Linked DNA regions of Homo sapiens: region 2 is linked to region 1. Evidence: read pairs that join two places in POLR2A ChIA-PET (ENCODE). Cell type or tissue: GM12878. All regions are shown on one strand. Each heading gives the region's core, and the rest is flanking DNA. Links, peaks and the distances in the headings are about the cores only.

Evidence for each region. ChIA-PET counts read pairs that join two places held together with the same protein. Peaks named below come from ENCODE experiments on the same cell type or tissue, not always from the same donor. Only the 100,000 strongest peaks of a DNase experiment are listed, where the experiment ranks them.
Region 2: POLR2A ChIA-PET joins it to region 1 with 6 read pairs; 6 of 35 experiments call an interaction of 5 or more read pairs at or near these places.

The regions. Positions count from the first base shown.
Region 1 is chr2:86,240,077-86,248,808 of GRCh38, reverse strand. The region is part of intron 5 of REEP1 (receptor accessory protein 1); the gene reads left to right. Among named protein-coding and RNA genes, the nearest start is that of MRPL35, 45 kb to the right of the region's middle. In GM12878, for the core only: no CTCF peak of the experiment used is centred there; a DNase peak (open chromatin) is centred at 4,723; H3K27ac peaks cover 1,128 bases.
Region 2 is chr2:86,354,358-86,363,089 of GRCh38, reverse strand. No RefSeq gene overlaps it. Among named protein-coding and RNA genes, the nearest start is that of REEP1, 21 kb to the right of the region's middle. In GM12878, for the core only: no CTCF peak of the experiment used is centred there; a DNase peak (open chromatin) is centred at 3,959.

The sequences.
Region 1 (8,732 bases), core at 534-8,533:
AATGTAAAGCATGCTTATAATAATTACTCTGAAACAACAGGTCTAAACTAGGCCTGTTTGGCCAGTCATGGTGGCTCACACCTATAATCCCAGCACTTTGGGAGGCCGAGGTGGGAGAACTGCTTGAGCTCAGGAGTTAGAGACCAGCTTGGGTAACATAGTGAGACCCTGTCTCTACAAAAAATTAAAAATTAGCCAGGCATGGTGGCATGTGCCTATAGTCCCAGCTACCTGGGAGGCAGAGGCAGGAGGATCATCGCTTGAGCCCGGGAGGTAGAAACTGCAGTGAACCATGATCACGCCACTGCACTCTAGCCTAGGTGACAGAGCAAGACCTTGTCTCAATAAATAAATAAATAAGTAAAATAAAATAAATAAATAAATAAATAAAATAAACTAGGCCTGTCCCAAGGAAACCAGGATTTATGATCAGGTGACTCCTGGCTTCATTTTAAATTTCTTGGACCTGCCTGTCTTCTCCTCCCACAAAACACCCTCAACTTACAAATCAGTTCTCACTCTCAGTATCTACTGCATTTAGTGAAAGGGATGCAAGAGAGAGTGTTGCATGGTGAGAATACTCTTCCTTAGGATCATTCCTGGAAGAGACTCAGCACACTGGGCTGGAATTACAGGCCAGGATACAGATTAGTTCTGACAGATTAAATGGAGGCTGGGATAAAACGATGGGATGAAAGAGTAATTCCTCCTTCTGTCTTCTTTTTTCCATACTTCAGTGACTTTCTAGGAGGAAACTATGGAGCTTAAACTGAAGAATGAAAAATCTTTTGACTACACTTTTAGTTAATCCTTTCAAAAATAATGTTGAGCCCTGTGTCCTTTCTCTAATAAAATTAATGTTTGCAGGAGTGTTTTTTGTATCATCATGAATTGTGGAAAAAATTTGTAAACCACATTATTATATAAATAGAAGTCCTGGCCAGGCATGGTGGCTCATTCCTATAATCCCAACACTTTGAGAGGTCGAGGCAGGCAGATCACTTGAAGCCAGGAGTTCGAGACTAGCCTGGGCAACATGATGAAACCCCGTCTCTCCTAAAAATACAAAAATTAGCCTGGTGTGGTGGCATGCACCTGTAATCCCAGCTACTCGGAAGGCTGAGGCAGGAGAATCACTTGAACCCGGGAGGTGGAGGTTGCAGTGAGCCACTGCACTCCAGCCTGGGCGGCAGAGTGAGTGAGACTCTGTCTAAACAAACAAACAAAAAACAACAACAACAACAACAACAAAAGGAAGTTCTTATTAATTTTTGTTTATATAAGGTCTTTCTATGTTGCTTAGGCTGACCTTGTATTCCTTGGTTCAAGTGATCCTCCTACCTCAGCATTCCAAGTAGCTGGGATTATAGGTGTGCACCACCATGCCCAGCTTATTAATGTTAATATTACTGTTTTGTCTTAGAACTGGAAGAGCTAAAACAAACAAAAAACATCAGGCATGAGAAATTTCTTCCAGGGAATTTAACCCCTATCCCACCCTCAATTTCCTACAAGGCTAACCCCTATCCCCGGGAAGTGTTGATGCATCTTTCTTTGAGTGAAAACTGCTGTGCGTCCTTCCTGAGGAAACACTTCTCAAGAACCCTCTGTCTCAGCATTCCTAGTCTCTGCTGGCTCTGCTCCTACATGGTACCTGTCTCCTAACTGGTAATTCCATCCAGAGGGAAAACTGAACCCCAGATCTTTTTAAGACTAGAAATGAAAAGTCTCTCTCTTAAAAAAAAAAATAATGCTCTAGAAATTTATTTGTTAAGCAAAACATATTCTCACATGAAAAATAAACCATAGGCTGGCCGTGGTGGCTCACGCCTGTAATCCCAGCACTTTGGGAGGCCAAGACGGGCAGATCACCTGAGGTTGGGTGTTTGAAACCAGCCTGACCAACATGGAGAAACCCTGTCTCCACTGAAAATACAAAATTAGCCGGGCGTGGTGGTGCATGCCTGTAATCCTAGCTACTCGGAAGGCTGAGACAGGAGAATCTCTTGAACTCAGGAGGTGGAGGTCGCGGTAAGCCGAGATCACACCATTGCACTTCAGCCTGGGCAACAAGAGTGAAACTCTGTCAAAAAAAAAAAAGAAAAAAGAAAAAAAAAGAAAGAGAGAAAGAAAAAGAAACCATAGTGAGACGAACCACTGAACAAAAATTTTAAAACCATGGGGTCTCCAGGCTACCTTACTTCCCTTGCAGTTTGAACCACATACTAGGTTTCTTCTGCCTGCTGAATTCTCAGACCTGGTAAACCAACATTCATTTTTCACTTGTCTCATAACTCGAAAAATAATGTTTTAGTTCCCCCGGAGATCTTGTCTCCAGAACATTTCCAGTAGTACCAATACTATTACTATAGTCCACCTATTGAAGAAAGCTGCTCTAAGTAAAACCAGCATTCTGTGAATTAGGGATTCTTCTCTTGCAGTTTGTTTTCAGAGTTGTGTTTGTGTGTATATGGCTCCATCCTCCCCCATCCCCAAATCTGGTATTGTAAGCTTCTTGAGATGAGGGGCTCTGGCTTCTTTTCCTTTGTTTCTTGCTTAGAAAATAAACAAAAACAGAACAATGCTTTGTTATTTAGTGCTTTGCACTCATAGCTATTCATTAAACCTTGTTGATTGATTTGAAGTATATACCTTTTTGATTCCTCTAACCCTGCCCTGTCTAATATGGTATCCACTTGCCACATGTAGCTGTTTAAATTTAAATTAATTAAAATTGAGTATACCGGCTGGGCACAATGGCTCATGCCTGTAATCCCAGCACTTTGGGAGGCCAAGGCGGGCGGATCACGAGGTCAGGAGATCGAGACCATCCTGGCTAACATGGTGAAACCCCGTCTCTACTAAAAATACAAAAAATTAGCCGGGCGTGGTGGCGGGCGCCTGTAGTCCCAGCTACTCGGGAGGCTGAGGCAGGAGAATGGCGTGAACCAGGGAGGCGGAGCTTGCAGTGAGCCAAGATAGCACCACTGCACTCCAGCCTGGGAGACGGAGTGAGACTCTGTCTCAAAAAAAAAAAAAAAAAATTGAGTATATGTTGGGGACCAGCCTCAACACCACCCATAGGGTAGCTGAAGTCCGGTGGCGACAAAGGAATGAGAAGAGACAGGTTAAGAGTTCCTAAAGGTGGGAGCCAGGGGGCCAGTTGCAAAATGGAGGCTGCAAAAGGCCCAGAGTTCTGGTCTCCACACTATTTATTGAGTACAATCACTTAGATCTAAGAAGCAGATGTTCAGGGCAAAACAGTGAAAAGGAGGCAGTGCGTCATAGGTGCAATCTATAGCAGTAGTGGTTTAAATGAATCTCCTTTGTGCTCAAACAGCATATCTTTAACTTATCGGAGAGTAGCTAGTGGGAGCGGGCTTAACCAGGAGCCTGCACGTCTGTCCACATTCCAGTGTTTCAAAGGAGTGTCCTTCTCCTTGAACACAGTGTTTACAGATAAGAGAGCAGGTCTCGCTCTGAGCATGGGAACATGATGGCAGTTAGGAGGCTTTCCTCCTTAGAGGCCTCTTGTGGCTTTCCACAACTTATTGTCCCATATTTTTGTGGCCAGTTTATACAGGCACCCCACAAGCCCTTTTCCCAACAGTATACCTAAAATTGAATTCCTCAGTTGTACTAGCCCCCCACCCCCTTTGTTTTTGAGACGGTGTCTCACTCTTGCCCAGGCTGGAGTGCAGTGGCACAATCTCAGCTCACTGCAACCTCTGCCTCCCAGGTTCAAGCAATTCTCCCTGCCTCAGCCTCCCGAGTAGCTGGGATTACAGGTGCCTGCCCCCACGCCTGGCTAGTTTTTGTATTGTTTAGTAGAGACAGGGTTTCGCCATGTTGGCCAGGCTGGTCTTGAACTCCTGACCTCAGGTGATCTGCAGGCCTCAGCCTCCCAAAGTGCTGGGATAACAGGCATGAGCCACCGCACCTGGCTGTACTAGCCCCATTTCAAGTCCTCATTTGCCAGTATGGCTGATAGCACATTTCCATTATTGAAGAAAGTTCTTTTGGACAGCACTGCCCCAAGCCCTTTGTTAACCCTCCAGGGTTCTCCTTTGCCTGTTTTTCACCCCTTTGCCCACAGTTGCTCTGGCTTCAAAAGGACACCCACCCCTCCTTACCTACTCAGCTCCTTGGGGCCTCTGTATATAAGGTTCACCAGGAGCTGGAAACTCAGCCTATAGCAGCACCCATGCTGTAGCTCTTATTTCTTCTTCCTCTTTACTGGTCTGGCCCGCTTTCACACCATGACCTCTGCTTTCCTGACTTGCTCTCTAAAACTCAGGCACTTGGCCTGCAATTATAGTCAGCGGCCAACAGGCGATAGCCAAGCGTTGGTTATAGCCCTTAGCATCTGAACAGCCAGGCACAATCCACTGAGAGTTATATTATTTTGTTTTTCTACTTAAAAAAAATTTTCCCACTCTTTCCTTAAAAAGAAAAAGAAGATCTACAAAACAGTCAGCACAATAGAAAAAAAAAAGCCCTCTCCCACATATCCTTATCTTTTATCCATCAGTGCTCTATCTAAATGTCTGGCTTGAATAAAATACTGCTTTTAAATCACCATGAAACTATTTTTGGAATCAAAAGCTCATTTGAGGAAGTTCATAAGCCCAGTGATTTGGGGTTTCTGACCTGACTGGAGTCAGTTGCCTTGCCTTTGTTTTGCTTTCTAGCAAAAAAAACTACCTGTTAACAATTAGTCAGAGGGCAGGCATTGATTTTCTTTTTATAAAACCTCCCTGTGTCAGCTCATACTTAGGAGATATTTCCAAGGACGGAGAAGAGATGACTGCTGTCCCCTAACCAGATCTGTATGTTTCACCTCTCTGGCTTTAGTCTCTACCATCTATTGAATCAAAGAGGGTAAGGATTCCAGAAAGCCCTATGTTTGTCTCTTCATCCCTCAGAGGAGCATTTCCTGGCCACTGTGCTAGCTCACATCAAGTTAGCCTTCTTTCTTCATTTTTTAGCCAAGGACTATGTGACATGAAGTTAATATTTAGAATTCACCACGGCAACCATTTTTAAACACCAAGATTATCTAAACTGTATGGACAAACTGCTGAAAAAGTTTGGAAGTATTCCCTACCCTCCAGTCTCCCAAATATTAGTCAACTCGTACCCAAGTTTCACTCTCAAAATGTGTCGAAGCAGAACCAAGCAAGACTTTTTACCAGTGTGCTGGATTCCGGCTCTCCCAGTGTTTCTACCTGGAGTGTTACCTCACCTCACACTGCTCCATGCATAGTGAAGTGGATTCAAATGAATGAAACACCCACATCACACTCAGCTGAAGAGGAAGGGCCAGGAATTCACACGGAGTTGGCGGTCCGACATTACTTACCTGCTCTGTTCTGTGGCTACCTGTGGAGATTGTGCAGCCTGATGCCTCAAGGGTCCAAGAGGAAAGAGGGAAGCCTGCCTGCCTGACCTCACAGGGCCTGGTGGAACCTAGAGGTCTGAGGAAATATTTGAGGATCATGCGTGAGTGGGAAGGGCTGTCTCTTGGCTGTGGTGACATGGCACCTCCTCGTTCTCCTCTTCTCTCTGATTCCCCTCTCATGTTTGCCTCCTCCCTCCTTTCCTCACGCCTCAGTGTTAGATGAATTTCTCTGGGCCCCACCTTTCTCTCCTCTCTCTCCTAGCACCATCTCATCCTGTCCCTCACCTTCCGCTGTCACCTGATGACCTGGTTCCCAGATGGGCTTCTCTGCCCAGGGCTCAATCCAAGTGTTCCTGGTTCTCTGCTGAATATCTCCCTTGTTTCCTTCATACTTTAGTTGACAGTCCTGTAACTCCAAATCTGCCCTTCCGTGTGTCCCACCATTCTGATGATAATGAAATTACCATCTTGTCAGGCACCCAAGCTCCAAATCTCTGTCACCTTTGATGCCCCACCTTCCTCCCACTTACTCTTCAAGCCCTAACCATTTGACATCCCTTCTCTGCATTTGGGCCTTCCTCCACACCCTTCCTTCTAGCTTGGACTCTTGCAGTAGCTACCCAAATGGTCGACTGCTCTCTCCCTTCCTGTTTAAGTCCTGTACAGTCCGACCCTGATCCTAGCCTTTCAGTCTTGTCTCTCCTTACCTCTCTGGCTCTTGTGATAACTGCATTCACAGAACTGCCTTCTGTACTGTTCTGGAAATAGCAACTCTGAGCGCTGTTTCCAGAATTTTCTCTTTCTTGCCTCTGCCTTTGCTCATGTTGGTGCTTCATCTGCCTCTGTTTCTACCTCTTTGAAATCCTCCCCACTCTTCCAGGTTAATGCCATCTCCTCCAGGTTAATGCCGTCTCCTCCATGAAGCCTCCTCTGATCCCAGGTAGAACTGGCCTCTCACTCCTGGGTCCTCTGCACTAATGTCATCATGTATATGTGTCTTACCTGCATCTCCATAGGTGCTCAGTAAATGTTAAAGGAATGAAAGACTGTTGTGCATATTTTTAGCTGCCATGACCAACAGAGCAATACTTAGAATCAAGGATATCCAAAGTTGGGCTTTGGAGATAAGCAGACCAGGTTTAAAAGTCCCAGCTCCCTGCTTACTGCTGCACCTCTGTGAACCTCGCTTCTTCACCTGCAAACAGGGATGATCATAGTACCTGCCACAGGAGTTATGAGGCAGTGTAAAGACTTCACAGAATGCAGAGTTTATAATAAATGTTTAATAAAGGTTGCCTGTTATTTGCTCATATGTCAGTTTGATCTCAGGCTGATTATGATCTTCTCTTTCCTCACTGTTGAACAGAATAAAAAAAAAAAAGTCAGGCCCTGGCATTGGGACGTTATTTACAAGGCAGGCTCTTCTGCACAGGAGGCTGACTTGCCTGCCTTGTCCTGGCCCACCTCGCATGTGCTGTGTCTTCCTGCGCAAGCCACGCTCCCCTGGGCTCAGGGTTCCCCACTGTTCTGGGCCTGACTTTTCATAGGGGTGCTTCTTCTTCCTCTTCCACCCTGAGGTGTAGCTTATGACACATGAGCACCTGCCACCTGCCAAGACAGGAGGAAGGTCAAACGTGGGCTGCTGGAGCAGCTGGAACCCTCACTTCAGGGAGGAAACCAAGCAGGGGTTTGAGTGACTTGCCCAAGGTCATGCAGCTGTTAGTTGTTGAGCTGTGATCGGCACCAGGGTCTCTAGTTCCTCCAGTGTCCTTGCATCACTCCAAGCACTCCCCACCCCAACACATACACCCTAAACTGACACTTCCTGGCTGTTTTGTGCTTGGATTACACTACCAGGCCCTGGTGGCTGAGTACCTGGACTGTCCCTCACTGAGGATTTTAGAGTCTCTCACACCCCAGGGTACTGCTCTTCTGATGATCGATCAGCTCTCTCTTGGCCTTGTGGTGAGGCTGGGAAACACTTAATGCAGGGTGAAAGAATGAGGATCACAAGTACCTGTCACCGTAAGTCACAGTTTCTGTAAAGCTCGATCACGTGCGATAGCGTGGGCATGTTTGCACACCAGTATAATTAGAGCTCACTTTGCACCAGCGGCTGGGCAGATTTGTCCTGTGGGTCCCCCTTCCCACCCTTAGTCCTTCCTGCCTTCTCATTGTCCCTTTCCAGCAGGGCCTTTGCCTCTGAAGGAGGAAGTATAGATGAGGCAAAGCTTCCAGCTGAGACTTCCACAGGCAAGGCCAGGGGCAGCTGCTGTATGTGGAGGGTCCCTCCTGGTGGCCCTGACTCCCCATCACCGGGCAAGGGCCTGGCTCAGATGGCCGGGCTTGGTCTGGCTACAGAGACCCAACTCACCTGAGCACTGTCATTGGTCAGCACAGGCCTGTCTAACCTCCCAGGCTTCCACTCCTCACCTCCCATCCAGCCTGCTCTGAACCAGAAGCACCAAGCCCACCTCCCTCACCAGTTAATGCTTGTTCTTGCCTGCTGTCTCTCCTTAAGGGCACTTCCCAGAAAGGAGACTAGAAAATACCGTCTGTATTCCAGATAACCACGTGCCTGCTGCAAAGTGAGAGAAATGGGGAGAACAGATACTGGGTGCAAGTTCTTGGTATGTGCCACGTGGCATATCTAGGATGTTCTCATCATTCAACATCCTGCCTCCTTCACACTGCTCACCTCTCAAAAACCTTCAGTGGAGTGCTCAGTTTATTGTCAAAAACCAAGTTTAGGCAGCTGAAGCCCAGTTCTCCCAGGCTGGTCTCCTTTTACTCACTGGCACCAAAGCCTCTTCTCCCCAGGTGGGTTCACTCACCGTTTCCCAGGTGCACCTTGGGTTTTCGTCCACTCTCACGCCCTGGCCCAAAGCACTTCCCCGCCAGCACGTGCCTTCCCCCGCCCGCTTCAGAGGATGCAGCCCTCACCTCACTCCTCACTCGGGTTCGACCCCTTGTGTGAGAGGATGAGGCCTCTGCACGTGCTCAGCCACGGTGACGGTGCCATCCCCTGCCCTGTACTCTGGCATGATGTTGGTCATCTTTGTCACTTGTGGCCTGGCATGCACTTTTGTGTCTTGATGCCCCAACTAGACTGTGAGCTCCATGGGAGCAGGGACCGTACCATCCTCGTCTTTGTTCCTCTGCGGTGCTTCACGCAGAGCTTCGTGAACACTCCAGCAGCATCTGTTGCAAGTGAGTGAATAAATGGGTGAGCGAGCGAGGGAGTGATGGGAGGAAAGAGGTGAGGACATGGCTCCCTTCAACTCCATTTTATTGCCTTGGTGCCCATGGCTTTTTTCTCCTTTTCCCCTTT
Region 2 (8,732 bases), core at 382-8,381, 110 kb before region 1:
AAACTGGGTAGTTTATAAACAACAAAAATGTATTTCTCACAGTTCTGGAGGCCAGAAGGCCCAAGATCAAGACTGATTCAGTGTCTGTTGAGGGCCCGTTTCCTAGTTCCTAGATGGTGCCTTCCTGCTGCATTCTCACATGGTGGAAGGAGTGAAGGGTCTCTTTTGGGCCTCTTTTAAAGGGCACTGATACTAATCATGGGGGCAGAGCCCACACAACCTAATCATCAGCCACAGGCTCCACCTCTTAATTCCATCACCTTGGGGGTTAGGATTTCAACATATAAGCCTTGGGGGGGACGCAAACGTTCATATAATAGCATGCAGCATTTGAATAAAATGTAAAGATAGATGTCTTGGCTTGAAAGATTTTTTTTTTTTTTTTAAGATGGAGTTTCACTCTGCTGCCCAGGCTGGAGTGCAGTGGCATGATCTCAGCTCACCACAACCTCTGTCTCTCAGGTTCAAGTGACTCTCCTGTCTCAGCCTCTCGAGTAGTTGGGATTACAGGCACGCACCACAATGCCCGGCTAATTTTTGTATTTTTAGTAGAGACGGGGTTTTGCCATGTTGCCCAGGCTGGTCTCAAACTCCTGACCTCAGGTGATTCAGCCACCTCTGCCTCCGAAATTGCTGAGATTACAGGCATGAGCCACTGCACCCAGCCAAAAGATTTTTAAATACTGGGTTTTTGAGGTGCTGCCTGAATGTTTTCAAGATTTATAACTAAGGACTTTCTGCTTCCTGTGTTTTCTGAGACAATCCACTCATTATCCAAAGCAGCATATTTGTATTTGTCTGATTGCTGTTCCAATTTGGGGGCATGTAAAACAAAACAATGGCTAGGCATGGTGACTCATGCCTGTAATCCCAATACTTTGGGAAGCTGAGGCAGGAGGATCCCTTGAGGCCAGAAGTTCCAAACCAGCTTGGGCAATATATTGAGACCCAGTCTCTACAAAAAATTTTTAAAATTTAGAAAGTTAGCTGGGTGTGGTGGTGCATGCCTATAGTCCTAGCTACTCAAAAGGCTGAGGGAAAAGGATCTCTTGAGCCCAGGAGTTCAAGGTTAAGGTAAGCACTCCAGCCTGGGTAACTGAGTGAGACCCTCCCTCTAAAAAATGGACCAGTTACTCTGCCCTTAGCACACAGACAGTCAACATATAGAGCACCTACTTGCTCAATTTTCATGGCCCCTTTGTCCATAAAAATATATTAAAAATTATATTTTACTATGCCATGGATACAAAGTACATGATCCAGGCTAGACTTATGTTCATTTTTTTCCCTTCCCTTTTTAAAAGAAATTTAAACATTTTCATGGGTCCGAAATATATGTGGCCCCTGGGCATGGTGACTACTGTGCCTGGCGGATATGTTAGCCCTGCCACTCCTGGACATTTGGACTAGTGGGGCTGAGGAATTTGCATTTGAACATTATGATCTGACTGCACCCAGAGGAAAAAAGAGATCTGTGTCTTCAGTAATGGCCCTAAATATTAAAAAAACAAGAGCAGGTCCCAAGAGATGGCCCTAGGGAGACCCCCAGCTGGCTAGGTGAGTCTTTAACCTCGGCCCACCCTGCCCCCTGAATGAGGGGCCTGTGTGTGGTGGGGCAGGCTGTCATGAGGAGAGTTGCCAGGAGCGGGAGGTGGAAGCAGAACAGGTGGGAGGGGAGATTAGATATACACTTGGCAATTTCAGGATGAAGATTTTCAGCCCTTTTGGGGAGTGGGGCTATCAATGACATCTTTCAGAGTTGTGTGGAAGCTTTGGATCCACTCCCTGGAACAATGCATGTATGCAAACATGAACCAACATTTACACAAACTTTTCAGGACTAACAAAGGGTTCGTAGGTCCCAGGTTCACACCCTCAGGTCGAAAGGCAGCTCCTTGCAGTCTGGAGAAGAGAAACAACCCACCAGGATCATTTTCCTCCCACACCTTGGGCTCCCTGCTGTTGGAATCCAGAATCCGGGCTGGAATACCCGGCTACTATGTGGGTTAATCAGACATCGATGCTGGCTGGCACCTTACCGCTATGGGCAGCACAGTTTCCATGGGGAAATGCATTCCTGCTTCCACAACAGACTCCTAAAGGACTCTTGCAGCACAACTGAGTTTGTCATTTGGGGGTTGGTTGTCCTGATGGTAATGCACTTTAATGAGCTCAACGGTAAGAACAAAGCAGGCTTTTCTTGTGGCCCTGGCTCTAAGCTTAAATGCTTCCCACCTCTGAATCCAAGTGTCCTGCAAGCCTGGCCCTCCTGTGCAGCGACTAACCAGCACTCACTACAATAACGTGTCTCTGGAAGGAATAATTAGACTTTATGGTGGTAATTCACCAGGCTTTCACAGAACCCTCTTCTGCGTGGAGAGAAAAAGAAAAGGCTTTAATTGATTCTGAATTAAAATAACTAGAAAAAAAATCCAGTCTACCAATCAGAGAAAGCAGACTTAAAATTACAGCCAGAATTTCAAGTTTCACACACTAATCTGGCTCAAAGTATTAACTCTGATCTTGTTTTTGAAGTAACCATTTAAAACTAAATCAATTCAAAGATAAAAACAAAAGATTGTTTTGTTAAGGTAGAATGTTTTGTACAAATGAAAATAACATAAATAGGCAGTATACATATAATATTTATATATTGTTTATTTAAATATATACTTATATAGGCCAGGCATGGTGACTCACACCTGTAGCCCCAGCACTTAGGGAGGCCGAGGCAGGTGGATCACCTGAGGTCAGGAGTTCGAGATCAGCCTGGTCAACATGGTGAAACCCTGTCTCTACTAAAAATACAAAAATTAGCTGGGTGTGGTGGTACACGCCTGTAATCCCAGCTACTTGAGAGACTGAGGCAGGAGAATTGCTTGAACCCGGGAGATGGAGGTTACAGTGAGCTGAGATCGTGCCACTGCACTCCAGCCTGGGCAATGGAGCAAGACTCCATCTCAAAAAATATATATATATATAAATATATATATACACACATATATAAGTAGTATTTATATTATATATTTGTATTTTAAATAATTATATAAATATATTTGAGCATATAGATATTATTTATTTATACATGAATATATATTTATATTCTTTTCATTCAATAGCCAGGTACTATTATTTTAACAAAACAATCTTCTTTCATTGCAGTTGTGGCAGGGAAGCAGCTGAAATTTATGGAGTGATTTCTTTGTGGCTTCCCTGGTGCTATCTGCTTCATGTGTGTTACCTCACCTGATTTCATTTTATCTTGTAATCAACCCTGTGCACCATTTGTGGATAAGGAAAGTGAGGTTTCCAAAGCTACAGTTAATAATAAATTATTGTTGCTATTATTATTTCTACTGAGATAGACTCTTCTTCCTAGAATAGCTAAAATTTTGTTTCCTGAAGGCAGGGGATGAACCAGGTAAGTTTACATTCTAGTCAGGGAGAGAGATAGTAAATAAAATAAATTAACAAAGTACAATCTATTGTCCTTATTCCCACTTGTCCTGATCTACAAAGTACCTACAAACACTGAATTAGCAAATACTGGACTTGTGCTTCTAGAGGCAATACAGGGTGAGGTTCCTATGAGACTCTGGACATGACATTTTCATCAACCAATCAATACATAACCTTGCTTTATGTGTGTTTCTATCTTATGACAACTTGTTTAATATATATTATTGATTCACCAACATTGAACTCACTGCCACAGCACTATAACTCTTGCCTGAATGAAGCTTATCTAATGCACATTTTCTCCATGAGACATATCACAGCTTCCTGCACTTGGGAACACTAGCCAGCACTTCAACACTATGTTTGGGGCCATTTCAGACAGCACAATCACCAACATAAAGCTCAAAAATTCAGCAAAAAAAAAAAAAGAGGACAGGAAGTAGATCACAGAAAGGACACTTGATGACAGTATGAGAACCGAAACAAGAAAGCAGAACACTGGCTTGTTCAACCTCAGCTGCTAACTTGCACGTTGGACAACTCAAAATTTTCACCATTCTGTGCACGTCTGGTTCTGTGCACCATTCTGTTCCCTCTGGCAGAACCCATGGCTGGATTCACCCCACAAGGGGAGGCAGGGGAATTCCCACAAGAGGGTGCTTCCAAAATGTCCCAAGATAGAGTGATTGGGATTTCAAAGAAAAAAGCACATGCTACTATAAAGACACATGCACACGTATGTTTATTGTGGCACTATTCACAATAGCAAAGACTTGGAACCAACCCAAATATCCATCAATGATAGACTGGATTAAGAAAATGTGGCACATATACACCATGGAATACTATGCAGCCATAAAAAAGGATGAGTTCAGGTCCTTTGTAGGGACATGGATGAAGCTGGAAACCATTATTCTCAGCAAACTATCGCAAGGACAAACCACCAAACACCACATGTTCTCAATCGTAGGTGGGAATTGAACAATGAGAACACATGGACACAGGAAGGGGAACATCACACACCAGGGACTGTTGTGGGGTGGGGGAGGGGGGAGGGATAGCATTAGGAGATATACCTAATGCTAAACGATGAGTTAATGGGTGCAGCACACCAACATGGCACAGGTATACATATGTAACAAATCTGCACGTTGTGCACATGTACGCTAGAGCTTAAAGTATAATAATAATAAAAAAAATAAAAAAGCACTAAACCTCAGGGTGATCAATCCAAAGCATTTACTAGGGGAACTCACAGAGGAGAGCCGCTGCCAGTGCTCAGGGGGGTGGGGGGGATGGTGAAAGGAGCGGGTGTTCTACCTAGGTGTGTCTGCAGCAACGGGTCAGGGTATGGAGTTTACATGAGGGTTTAAGAAATTTGGCTCAGGGCTGGGGCTGTTTCTTTCAGTGCTTTGGGCAACACCTGGATAACTTTATCAGTGCCTGAAGATGTTCAATGCTCCAGCTTGGGTTCAAACCTGCTGGGAAAAACAAGTAGCTGGCTGGGTCACAGAGCAGTCAAAGCACTCTGTGTTTCTTGGTCAGCACAAGAGCAAAAGCAGGGGTACCTGGGGGACCCTACAGTCTGCATATGACTGAGAAAGTTCTGTGTGTGTTGATTGTGGGGTTACAAATAAATTTTAGCAAGTAGGCAAATTTACACACCCAGAATCTGCAAATAATGAGGATCTACTGCACGTAGCATAGGAGAAAGTGATAAATTATGAAGGAACATGAAACTCTTGAGAGGCTTTCTGAGCTGAGGTGTGGTTTGGGGTCTGGGGTGTGGATGTAGGCATCAGGGTTCCCCTCACAGAGAACCAGCACAGAGGCTTGCAATGCCTGTAGTGGCTGTTGGTGAATATCCCGTAGCCTCCAGGGCTCCTCAGCGGTCAGAAAGCCTTTGATGGGAAGAGGGGCCCTTTGTACACCTTTATGTTCACATCCAAGTCTTGTTTTCCTCTCTACTCCAGGAAGGAATAAACATCTCATGGGGATAACAAGAATCACGTGGAGGACTTTACAGAGCAGTCTTATTTGAGCCTCACAACAATCACATGAGGTAAGAAGGGCAAAGATCATTGTTACTTCACAGGTGGAGACGAAACCCTGAAGCTTAGAAAGGTTATAACTAGCCATGATGACTCTGGAATATTTGGCTGATATTTAGAAGCCTAGGCTGGAGGGGGTGGGGCTGGGGCTCCCACTTCAGATTTATTGATGTCTTGTTGGGTTCAATAAGATTATATCCAAAGCTCTCCTCTGATGTAAGGAATATAACATTCTGATTCCTCTAAGAGCATTTATTCATTCATTCAACAAGTATTTATTGAGCACCTGCTATATGCCAGTAACTATTCTAGGTTCTGATGATACAGTAGTGACCAAAATGAACACATATCCTTGCTTTCATGGAGCTTACATTTTAGTGACAAGAGACAGACAATAAAACAGAATATTAAGGAAAAAAGATAGTGCAACATAGCAGCCGCCTCTTTAGGTCACCTGTAACTCCTATTTGTTGAAGACAGCTTGATCTAGAGCAAGCTTATCCAACCCGTGGCCCATGGGCCACATGCAGCCCAGGACAACTTTGAAAGTGGACCAACACAAATTCATAAACTTTCTTAAAACACTATGAGATTTTTTTGCATTTTTTAGCTTATTGGCTATCATTAGTGTCAGTGTATTTTATGTATGGCCCAAGACAATTATTCTTCTTCCAATGTGGCCCAGGAAAGCCAAAAAATTGGACACCCCTGGTAGAGGAAAGAACATGAAAGGCTGTCCTAGTCCTGCCCATTGCTGGCTGGGTGACCCTGGGTCTGAGTTGCCACATCTATGATTACAACTGTGTACAGGCCCTATAGGTTAGGGACAGGTGTAACCAACATGTCTGCAATTCATTTTTAACTTTTATCAAACATATCAATCATGCAAAAAAATAGAGAATTACATAATGAACACTTACATACTTACCAGTTTTTAGACATGAAACTGCAAATTCAAAGTGGCTTTGTAATCGGTCCACTTGGTTGGGCTGAGCTACATTTCCCAGAATCCCCTTCCCTGGATGTTTCTGCTTCAGTGGGCCACAGGAGACCATCTTTGAGATTTGGAGGACAGAGCTGAAGCAACAGCCATATTATTTTTTACACATGGAAGGCCTAGGTGGGTGCTTTTATTGCACGTTGTTGCCTCTCTGCTTACCTTGTTGGCGGGGACGGCGTCCGGGCCTGCACCTGCTCCCCCTGGCCCTGCTCCTTCCTTCAGTTCTATGACTGCTGAGCCAGGTGTGTGTCTAGCTCCATGACAAAGGGTACCAGCTTTTCCTGCAGGACACCCTTCATCAAGGTGGGAGGTGGTGAGTGACTGACACAGTTTCTTGCCCATTCTTGTGGGTTTCCGCTCATATTCCTGGGTTCCATCTTGTCCTCATTCTTCCCCAGTTTACATCCATCTCCCCTTCCTGACTGCCTGCCCTGGGGACTTTAAACTCCAGCATCAGAGAAGATAACAGCTTTCCAGAAACCATTTAACCAGATCCCACAATTGCATAAGATCAAATCTTGTAACAGAGAACATGTAGTGATGGATGGATGGGTGGGGGGATGGATGGATGATAGATAGATAGGTAGATAGAGAGATAGATAGATAGATAGATAGATAGATAGATAGACAGATACATAGATGGATAGATAGATAGATAATCTTCTGGTGTTTTTGCATCTCTGGCTGATACATCCTGTGTATTTGTATCTGATGATACCCCCTCCATTTCCTGCCCAAAGGTAAAGGATCTCCATTTTAGTATTTTTTATTTCTATTTTTACTCTATATGTATATGCCCATAAATAATATACAATATTGGTTATTGGATTCTCATTAATTTTAATGTTCAATAAACAATTGCTCAAGACCCCAGTGCCTCGATTATTGATTCTCAGGTCCTCCTAGCGCCACAAAGTGTCTTCCTCGGTTATCGCAAGGGTCCCCAAGGAGCACGTCACATGAATCCACAAATCTCTCTGTCCACTAAGGTTCCCACTCAGCAGCTGCAATGTCCTTCCTTTCTTGTTCCAAAGACCTGAGACAATGTCAGCATGGCCACTGCCAGTGGTGCACCTGCGTATCTTGAGGACTGTGCCAAAGGAGCTGCCTCCCTGGCTCCCGGCTCCCTCATCCACGTGCCAAAGCAGGTCCAGTTTGTCTGCAGAGGTCAAGGACACCCTTTCCTCGCTCCCTAATACCACACATCTTCACCCCAGTCTCCAAGCAGCCTAGCCTGTGTCTCAGGCTCCATACACTCTCTCATTAAGTCAGGCCCTTCCTATCTTCCCCTCCATCCTCAGACCCAGCAAGTGACGCCCCTCCCCCAACTAAACCAAACCAAAATCCACCCCCATCACAACAGCAAGAGGAAGCCTCTCAAGGAGACTGCCTTCTAGATTCATTCCCAGCCACATAACATTTACTCATGGTTGGAAATTAAGGATAAGCAGAGAGACAGAGGAAAGGCTGGATATATCCCACAGCTACAGGGTGCAAGAGCGCAAAACAACTTCACATTCCCAGCCAGGGCTCTTAATGCTGACATGTAACCATATGACAGCAACGGCCTCATCTTCCCAAGAATAATGGGTGAGCACTTGCTTTACCTTTCGGACACATAAAGTTTTACTGGTTTTGGCCATTTTTGTCAAGTCAAAGAAACAGTATGTCCCAAAGATTCATTCATTCAACACATTAATTGAGTTCCAGCCAAGTGTCAGGTGCTATTTGAAGTGCTTGGGATCCATTGCAGAATAAAACCAACTAAGAGCTCTGCCCTTGTGCAGTTTCTATTCCAGACTAGAGCTCTAGAACAGACATCTTCTAGCAAAGATTAAATAATAGTTCATTCTTCCATCTCACCTTTTGTGTCTTCCTTTTATAATTCCAAAATACTTTGTAGCCCAACGTTTAGCCAGGGCATCACATTCCATATAGATAGAAGTTTTGAAAAACAGTTTTATTGGGATGTTATTTCCATATAATACAATCCATACCATTTCAAGTGTACCTTAATTTTATTTTATTTTTTTATTTTATTTTATTTTTTGAGACAGTCTCGCACTGTCACCCAGGCTGGAGTGCAGTGGTACAATCTTGGCTTACTGGCACCTCTGCCAGTAAGCAATTCTCCTGCCTCAGCCTCCCGAGCAGCTGGGATTACAGGTGTGTGCCACCACGCCCGGCTAGTTTTTGTATTTTTAGTACAGACAGGGTTTTGC